Regions from separate parts of the Homo sapiens genome. Here region 1 is linked to region 2. A link is a contact called in ENCODE Hi-C data. All regions are on one chromosome and are shown on one strand. The core of a region is the stretch at or near the end of the contact, and the rest is flanking DNA. Distances in the headings are between cores, read along the strand shown. Region 1 has its middle 35 kb from the start of LINC03074. Region 2 holds the start of GATB (glutamyl-tRNA amidotransferase subunit B).

Region 1 (4,724 bases), core at 1,441-3,940, 230 kb after region 2:
AGGTCCTTCAATTGTGGGTCTGGGCATCTGCTAATGACCCTTTAGAATCACATAGAAATAGTCTTATAAATTTAATAGTGAAAAAAATATTTAAAATTCTTAATATTTTTATTATTTTATATTTGCATATAGTGTATCACATTAGTAAATCTGTACAGTATACAAGTGAGGTTCCATTTTGTTCCTGACCATCCATGAGAGGTCATGGGAGAGAAATTCCTCAAGAACAGAATGCTCAGGTAGGTTGATGCTACTGCATTTGGTTTTTTTAAGCTGCAAATATGGAGGAAAGAATATTCCTGAATGTGTTATTGCATGATTTATGATCCTCTCAATCCTAAGAAGCAAATTAAAGTCTAGCAGATGGTTCTCCAAAGCCCTGTAACTATAGTTACATGTTTTAAAAGTCAGAAACATCTTAGTGAATTGTTATTGAATTGTAGAGCTTCTCCATGCCACAGAAAGGCTCTCCAACCCCCTGGCTCAGTTCCTGGCAGGAGCTTTCCCAGATGCCTGCGGCTGCCCTTCCCAGGCTGCTCTGGTGTCAAGGAACAAACCATGTAAGTAGCCTTGGTCCCATCGGATGGATGAGACTTGCTTGATATGGAGTAACTGACCCCCCTGGAATGTAAATTCATGCGGAGATGGATTTTAGTTGGTTTTGTTCATGGAAGTACCCCAGGCCTTTGATTCGTGCTGGCACAGAGTAGGGATACAATAACTGTTAAAGAATGAATGAATGAATGAATGAATGAATGAATAGTCCTGGGAGTCTGACCTCTCAGGGGTGCCTCTGTGTGACTATCATGCCCCTGTGTGTTCCCCAAGCACTGAGAAGTGCTTGCTGGGAGGAACTGGATCATCGAACTCCTGGGCCTGAGCTCTGAAGAGTACAGGTCGGCTCCTCTCTCAACCCAGGACTCAGCCCAGTCTTGCCCAGATTCCCATTTGAGCTTCATTCACATGATGGAAATCCATTCTTCTTAGTCTCCTGAGAACACCATTTACTTCCCTAAGGCTAGAGATGGCTGCTGTTTGCTTTGCCAACCCATTGAACTTCCATATTCCACAAATGATGCTCAGTAGCACCTGCCTCCTCTCTGGGGTATAATAGCATGTCCTGGCCCTTTCTCGAACCCTGCTTCCCTGTGGTTACACAGCCATGCCTGTCCAGCAAGCCCTGAGATAGGATCAGCTTTGAGAGAAATCATGAGCCTACTGATGCCCTGGCACTGAAGCAAATAAGATCATCTGAGAGTTACTGACACATCCATATAATTGGACACTTGAGCTATTTCTTTACATTGGTTGATCCATTTTTCTGAGTCAGTTCTCCTTGCTTGAGACATAAAATCCCAAGCCCTGGAAGACTCAGCTTCTCCCTTTCAATGGAGTTTTTTCAGTCAAGACACTTTAGAGATTACCAAGGGTCATTTTAATCAAAATGAAAGACATCTCTTATTAAGATGGCTTTGCTGACAAATAATTAAGATGTATTACTAGCATATACTTATCCCAGATGGCTCATTGGTGTCCATTTGAAGTAAGCATATGAAGCCCATAGTCCACGCCTCAGCTCTTTAAAAACAATTTATAACCTAACTCACCATCCTAACTACCTGAGAAGATTTTAATCCTAAACCTGTCACCACCCATTATTTTCACAGGGTCCTGACAGTTCTACATTAAAACAGTTTATAAGTAAAAGTTAACAAGGCCTAAAGAGAGTGATTTATGTTTTACTGAGTGAAACAGTCAACTTTCTTTCCCTGGCCAAAGATAGCCCAGAGCTCTCTGTGGGCTGAAGGGAGAAAATTATCTCGGAAAGATGAATGGCTTGTGCCTTTGGGCAGGTGGCTGATGTGTGGTCCTGGGCCCAAGTCCCAGGCATCAAGTAAAGCTTATTGATGTGAGGACCAAGTGCAGCACCTCCTCCCTCCCCATTCCTTTTTGGCATCACCACCCTCCTGGGTCTATGTCATCTCTCAGGTATTTGGTGGTATGAAGGAAATGTTAACTTTCCTCTTTATAAAATGTTGACGACTCAGAAATTATCCATGATTCATCAAAACCAACAGTGAGGAGTTGTAAATCGGTCCCATTTGCCACTGACAATTATGGATGGGTGAGTCAGAGGAGGCAGGAGAGGTGTTTATGAAATAGACCCATATCCCAAAAAACCATACCTTAGGGAAGACAGAGCAGCCGAATGCTTTCTCTCTTTAAACTTGAGCTCCCTTCCCTGGTGTCCTGACGAACCCACCTTCTGAAAAGCTGTCTTTTCTGTAAAGGGACATCCCGCTCCCACCCCAGTTGTATTAGTTTGCCCAGGTTGCCATAACAAAATTCTACAGACCGGGTGGCTTACACAACAGGAATTTATCTTCTCACAGTTCTGGAGACTGGAAGTCCAAGATCAAGGTGTTGGCAGATGGGATTTCTTCTGAGGCCTCATTCATTGGCTTGCAGACGGCCGCCTTCTCACTGCGTCCTCACATGGTCTTTCCTCTGTGCACACACACATCCCTGCTGTCTCTGTGCATTCAAATTTTCTCTTCTTATGACTCCAGTCAGATTGGATTAGGGCCCACCCTAATGGCCTCATTTTAACATATTCACTCCCTTAAATGTCCTGTCTCCAAATACAGTCACATTGAAGTAGTGGGAGTTAGGGCTCTGGGGGGGAATTTGGGGAGGATGTAGTTCAGCCCATTATACCAATTGACTGCAGAAGCACTCCAGCTGAAAAATATCTACAGAGGAAGTACATTGAGGAGTTTCTCTAACACTTGATGTGGCCAAAATAATCTCATTTTGAGGAATAAATATAACACTCTTTGCAAAAGGAAACAGAAATGCCACCTTAGAAAGGAAGCTATCAAAGAACTGAAAAACAGCTCAGCAAAACAAACTCCTTTCGAGGACATTAATTTCATTTCCTTCCTTTGATGCAGCATAGATCAAGTCTCTCTCTTTCTTTTTCTTTTTAAAAGAAAAAGGGGGCTTCTCCTTTCTCATTTTATTCAAAGATACCATTAAAGCAACAACCTCTCTTTGCCACAACTGCATTCCATTTTTGGCACCCAACTTTCTAAATGTGAACAGAAACTAATTTAGGGTGCTCAGTCTGAAGCTGGTATGGAAGGTATTTCTCCATCCGTTATTTCAAGTTATAATAAGCCAGTGTGATTGGAGTTGCTCCCAAGAGAAGCAGGCCATAATATTTTCACTGTCACCATGATCACAGACTAAGATAAGAGGCCAACATGCTATTTTTACTCCCTATTTTTTACTCGTGGTGTTAAATACAAGGAGAACAAGTGAAAAACAAACTACCTTGGCCCCCGCCGCAGAGTACAAAACATCCAACCTTTTCTTTTTCCAAGCCGGCCACGATGTACGTCAAGGATGACACAGATACTATTGAGGTGATCTGGTGCTGAAGAGATGCCTCTTAATTGTGTTTGCAGCGCAGAGCAGAAAGCATGCCCATTCGAGGTACTTGTTGTATCATTTTTAAATCAAGGCCATCTTTTTCTCAGTGGTAAACGTGAAATGTTTTTAAAGGCCAGACTTAGCATAAAAATCTATTGGTTGCCATGGATACCACTTACCACACAGGACTGCACTCTTGTGTTCAACTGTGTGATTTTCTCTATTCAAAGGTTCAGCATTGTCAAAAAACAAATTACTTTTTCTGTTGTTTATCTCAAAGTTCATTATGGGAAAGGCAATAAATAAGAAGATATTCATGTATGGAGGGGAGTGACGTGGGGAGTCACTTGGGCGCCATGCCTTAAAATTTGGTATTTTACTATAATTATAGCCAAATTGGCTATTGTTAGGAAATAAAATGCATTTTGATCTTTTTTGTGTATGTGAATGTAAAGTAAAGCAGGTACTTGGAAATCTGTTCCCAACAAAATTACATGGTAATAAGGCTTTTCACACCTACACAGCACTTAGTTACAAAGCTCTGAAAGAAGGAGATTAAGCCCTGATGGGTTTGAAACTTGGTACCTGAGGCTTGTGGCTTTCCACTTTATCAGAGAAACTGTGGGTTCGGGACCTCATGCTTGCTGAATTATTCATGCCATCTTTCCATCATACATCTTTTAGGGGTGGAACCCATTAGGCTGCTATTATTAAGCATGCGGGTCCACCCTGTCCTGACACAGCCCAGAAGCCTGCACCACTGCCCTTGGCTAATTAGCTTGAATATTTGCAGCTGGCCACGCCTTCCCCTCCCCACTTCTTCCCTTCCACCTCTGCTCCTGAAGGAAAAGTGGGGGGAAAAAACCCACAGGGAATTTACATAAGTAGCAAAAGGGAGTTTCTCACATTACTGGAGGGTATTCAAAGGTAATTTGTTATCAGCAAGTTCCCATTGGCTAAAGCCTGGTGTATTTTGCTATAACTCCCAATTAATCAAGGAATGCCCGGAACATTGACTTGTTACTTACTTAAGATGCTTTTCCATCACCTCTCCAGCACTTTTTAGACTCCTTCATTTGGGTGATTTGCATAACAATGAGGTAAAGGGGAGACCTTAATGAAGGCATCTGTTTTTGAATGTGCTTGTGGTATTGGGTGCCTGTAATAACAGCCTGGAGGGGGCTGGAATTCTCATTTGGGTTCACGGTAAAGCAGTATACTGATGGCTGCTAATATGCAAATTCCAACTTGTCACCACAGTTATGCCTATAGCTGGTGGAATTGTCAAG
Region 2 (4,915 bases), core at 1,461-3,960:
GTAACCCTTCCTTAACCTAAAGTACCCCTACTTCAATTTCTCACAACAGTCCTTTCTTTTACTGAATTAGTTGTCCCTCCTCTGGGTTTCGAAATCATCCTCTGCATATTACCTTCAAAGAAGGAATCACACTGTTCTCTGTTTGTTTATAAGACACATCTCCCCTACTAGTTTTTGAACTCCTTAAAGGCAAGGATCATCTTTATGACCCAGCTCAAAGCCCAATGTCTGGTATTAGTAGACATGCTAAAATGTTTGTGAAGTGATGAATACATGTATGAATATATTCAGACTTAGAAACAGCATCACAGAGATGGGTCTTCAGAAAACATTTAATATATCCCGCTTCACCCAAAACTCCCTAAATAAGTATTTCCAAAGAGTTGTGTTATTATTAAAACAAGAAAATAATTTTCCATGTTCAATATAAAATAAACATTTTTCTAATGAAAATAGGATTAAATAAGAATCTTACCGGCAAAGTTCCAGGTAGAGATGCATCAAAAAAAGAAACCAAAGAATTTGGAGGTGCTGAAAAGCGAACTTGAGATCCAGAGAAGAGTTTAGAGTTGGAGGAAATCTGGGCATGAATTTCCAAACCTACCACAGCAGCCCATTTGTGTTCACTAAGAAGAAAGAGATAATGGTTAAGATGTATTATATTTGTCACCATGAATGAATTTCTATAAGTCTAAACCACAAATGTTAATTTCCTATATGTGTTTTAAACTTAATACAATGTTATATCCTCACATTAAAAATGTGTCATATTTTATCAGTGACTAAATAAAAAACAATTTAGAATAAGCGCCTACACTGAGATTGGCAAACTAAAATTCATTTACAACATGGCATCAGGAGGCTGATGATATAAACATGAAGGCTATAGAGAAAGGAACAATTTGGCGTCTTAAAACAATTTAGAAATGGGTATCAGGTGACAACTGCTTGGCTGACTTCAGTGAAAAGCGGCATTTAACAAATTAACTGTAACTTATCAAGTAATCACTCAGTAAATGATGAAAGCTGATCTTTCCCACATTATCTAGAATTAACATAAATGGCAACATTCTACTACTAGAGAAATAATGATAAATAGTTCCACGTCTCTTATTTAAAAAGGAAATTCTCAACCATGTTTTGGTTTGCATGTATAATAACCAGAGAGACACAGATACAATAAATCACCACTAAATGATACTCTTAAAAAAATTTTGCAAAACTCCACCACACTAAACCATCTGATGCGGCATATTTTTGGTCCCCCAAATCACTTTCAATTCCTGAGACCTAATTTCAGGTTACTTTTTTAATGCTTATTTGCTATCAAATCTAAGAAGCTGTTAAATGCTATAATAATCTCTCTTATCTGGTCAGTCCTACTCTGTTGGGTCTGTACATAGGCCTCTCCAGGTCCTTATAAATGTGCTTATTCCCTATGAAATCCATGTATGTTCCTATCCTGCTCTTCTCCCAAGTAATTTTGTGTATATACATATATATATATATACATATTTTACATCGTTTTGTTTTGTTTCAATCATTTCAACATATAAAGTTCTATATCTGAAGTACTGCAAGAATAAGTCCTTCTTTTTAAAGTTTGGAAACACAGCCCATAAGGGAGGGGAATTAAAGTAGGAACTCATTAGAAATTCTGCATGCAGTAAAGCACCATTCAAAGTATTTTTGCATTTCCATTACATGAGAGAAAAAATGTACTTTCCATTCACAAGGAAACAATCTAATTCACGAAAAGAATACAAAACTGAATACTTCTTTCTGGACAATTTCCCTCTGTTCCTCCAACTGAAAGTAAAAATAATGCCAACTAGTCTCAAAGAATAAACAAAATATTAGAAACTTGCCATATGTTTCTGTATTTAAAGAGAAACTATTTAATTCTTACATAATGAAGCATAAACAGCTGTTCAGGGGATATCTGGCCAAATAAGCAAAACTCTCCATATAACCAGGGGGAGTATCTCTTCTTTTGGCTGCGTCCTCCTAGGTCTAGTCACACATATTCCAACATAAAACGCCTGCACAGATAGCTAGTGTTTTCTGACTAATGACAATAACCCACCACTACCAAGAGCTTGTAGGTAAAGGCTCCCTTTCTACCTTTAGAACGCTGCCAGCCCATACTAGCGCTAAATAAAATCAGCTAAATATGATCCCGCTTCTCGTGTCACCGTCCCCACTGCTAGTGCTATTAGTAAGATGACCGAATCCACTCTTCTGTCTGTGCACCCTTCAAGAAAATATTTGCTATTTTACACTCGCGAATTCCCCAACTACATCTATTTGAAAACAGTGGTTTATATATGGGGGCGGAGTTGATAGAAAGTCTGTTTGTGCTTTTATTTAGGTTTCGGGGCTCCAGGTTATAACTCAACGCCCTCCCGTCAGCCAAAACGTCTAGAAGCTGGGCCGTAATTGCCATTATTTCCCCAGTCCTGCAGTTCCACCTCACAGTTAGGTGGGCAGAAATGTATGAAACAGAATACCCTTTCCTCGTCTTCTGGGCCGTGTGGAGGGGCTGCTGAGCCACTGAGCTCTCTCCCCTAATCTGGTTGGATGTGGACCCAGTCGGAGCCCCTCTTCGGTGGCAAGAACCACCGTCAACCCGGGCGAAAGCCCAACGTCTTCCACGGCAGCCCCAGCGCAGCATGGGCGCCGCCATTGTAACTCCAGGGTCTTGGTCAGGTGACTCAGCCTCACTATGCCGCGAGGCTCCCTGGGAAGCGTAGTTCTGGAAATGCATTAAAAACGCCATAGGCTCGGACCGGAAGACTACTATTCCCGGCGAGCATTGTGATTCGAAGCCTGCCGGAACCCCGCGGAGAGGGGAGGGAAGGAGAAATAGAGGAGAGGGTGGGAGGGTTTCTGGGTGGGGAGGTGTGACTCCTCCTAGCGGGGAGTTGGAGAGGTTTGTGGCTGTGAGCGTGTGTATAAGTTAGAGTGTGAGCGCTTGATGCTTGGTGCTAAAGCGTGGCCGGGATTTTATAACCCAGTTAACCTTGCAAGGGGAAGTAAATGACCTTGACAGCTCAGCAGAGACTTCCTCAGCCCCCAAACCCAATCCGTTATATTCTCTGTCTACTCTCCTGCTTCACTCAGCAATTTGTGCGTTAATGCAACAAATACTTATTTGCATGCCTACCGTAATGCCAGGCTCAGTTCTCTTAGGCACTGTAGTTACTGCAGAGATCAAGACAGTTATGGCCCGCATGTTCATGGAGCTTACATTCTAAAGAAGGGAGACATACAGAAGTTAACAAAAATAAGATACTTCCATATAGGTAGTAAGTGCTATGTTTAAGCAGAGGTAATTGGAGACAAACAGCCCTAGATTGAATGTTCATGTACATTTTAACCTCCTTTTTATTATTGGCCAGTATCAGAAACACACTCCTTATATGCTAGGAGCAGATACCATCGTCCCAGCGGACTTCCTTCATTTTCCTGTGTCAAAACTAATACCCCTTGTTAAAACTGCCACCGATTTCTTGTGTTTGAACACAGTCTAGAATAGTCATTTAGCCACTCTCTATTTCATCACCCGACTTTGATTGTCCTCGTAGTGCTTTTGACTGCCTGATGTTTATCTTCTATTTCCACAAATTCCTCGTCTGTCTTATTCACTACAGTACAAAGTAGGTTCCTTAAAAATATTTGTTGAATAAAGTAGTGCAGTGTGGAGAATGCATTTGACAAAGGATGGAGTGGATGCCCTTTGGAGCAGTAATTGTTTAGGGGAGAGATGATGAGTTAGGGTGGTGGCAGAGCCAAAGAGAAATGGATCTGTTTGAGATAGATATAGGAAGTAAAATTGAAGGACTCTGATGGATTGGATATGATGGTGGAAGGCTAGGAGAAACAAATAACTCCTGGATTTCTGGTTTGCACAACTGGCTGATGAAGTTATCCACCGAGATAAGGAAACCAGAAAAGGAACAGGTTTGCAAAGAAAACATATGAGTTTGGTTGCCTTGGAGACATTCAAGAGGAGAAATCAAGTAGACATCAGTGATGCCTAATTCTGAGTATAGAGCAGGGCAAGGGGAAAAGCTGCATATTTTGTATACTTCACATTGATAGATTTTCAGTTATTGATCAATAATCCATTGATTAGTTGGCTGTAACCTTTGATCTTTTCCTTTAATACACTTCAATTGCATATCCATATGGAAGAAAGAAACTTTAGTTACTGTCCTTAAAATTGTCATCATTTATTTTTTCCATCTTTTCTACTTTTTCATCCACTATCACTGTTCTAAATTGCCACACCAGAAGTATCAGTCATTTGACCAAGGATGAAAATGACAAAAATGACAGGGACTGGAAGGGAGTGGTGGAGACTTGTTCCAAAATTTCTCTCTAATTATTGCCCTTTATTTAAGGTTCAGATGATTCTCTAGATCCTTTACTAGAGTCTTCCCTCTGAGTTTCCATGTTTTCCACCTTTACTCTAGGTAAGCTAGCTTTCTTTTACTTATTTAGCTCCTCAGGTTTTTCTGGCCCAGACTAGGGGTCAGGAGAGTTGCCTCTGAGCACAAAATGGCTTCACTTTTGTTAGGACAACAGAGGAGAATGGAATCTTGTATCTCTAGCTAAAAAGAGAGGGGGACACTTGTTACCTCATCGCTGGTAATCAGCATCCTTAAAAGGCGATTCACTCCATCAAATGGAAGATTGGGAATGTTTTGAAAACCACTGTAAGGGAGAGCAACACATTTAATGAAAATCCTAATCTTACGGGTAAAACGCGCTATAAGGGAAGCTCATCTTTGTTTCTGAAGCGGTATTATTCAGTAATAGGCTATCGCCTCAAAGGCCCCACCCCACCACTAGAGGAGATAAAAATCCTACGCATGTAAGTGTATTTGCTTCCTTTCACGAACGGAAACCG

What was found. A loop is a pair of places that touch in the nucleus more often than their neighbours do. Pooled maps may share reads with other maps.
Region 1: a loop to region 2 is called in a map of PC-3, with 4 times the contacts of the local background. The contact joins the enhancer-like site here to the promoter of GATB in region 2. A Hi-C loop is called at or near these places in 2 of 168 maps with a recorded cell type or tissue (PC-3 and naive thymus-derived CD4-positive, alpha-beta T cell) and 5 of 50 pooled maps.

The regions. Positions count from the first base shown.
Region 1 is chr4:151,988,386-151,993,109 of GRCh38, forward strand. No RefSeq gene overlaps it. Among named protein-coding and RNA genes, the nearest start is that of LINC03074, 35 kb to the left of the region's middle. Within about 2 kb of position 2,691, at least 4 of the 41 ENCODE cell types and tissues checked have a DNase peak (open chromatin) inside an H3K27ac peak, as active enhancers do; they include PC-3, where a contact is called at or near this core.
Region 2 is chr4:151,758,297-151,763,211 of GRCh38, forward strand. GATB (glutamyl-tRNA amidotransferase subunit B) reads right to left here and starts at 2,711. Exons shown (of 13, transcript NM_004564.3): 1 at 2,511-2,711; 2 at 476-626. The coding sequence starts at 2,686. RefSeq lists an enhancer at 2,427-2,706.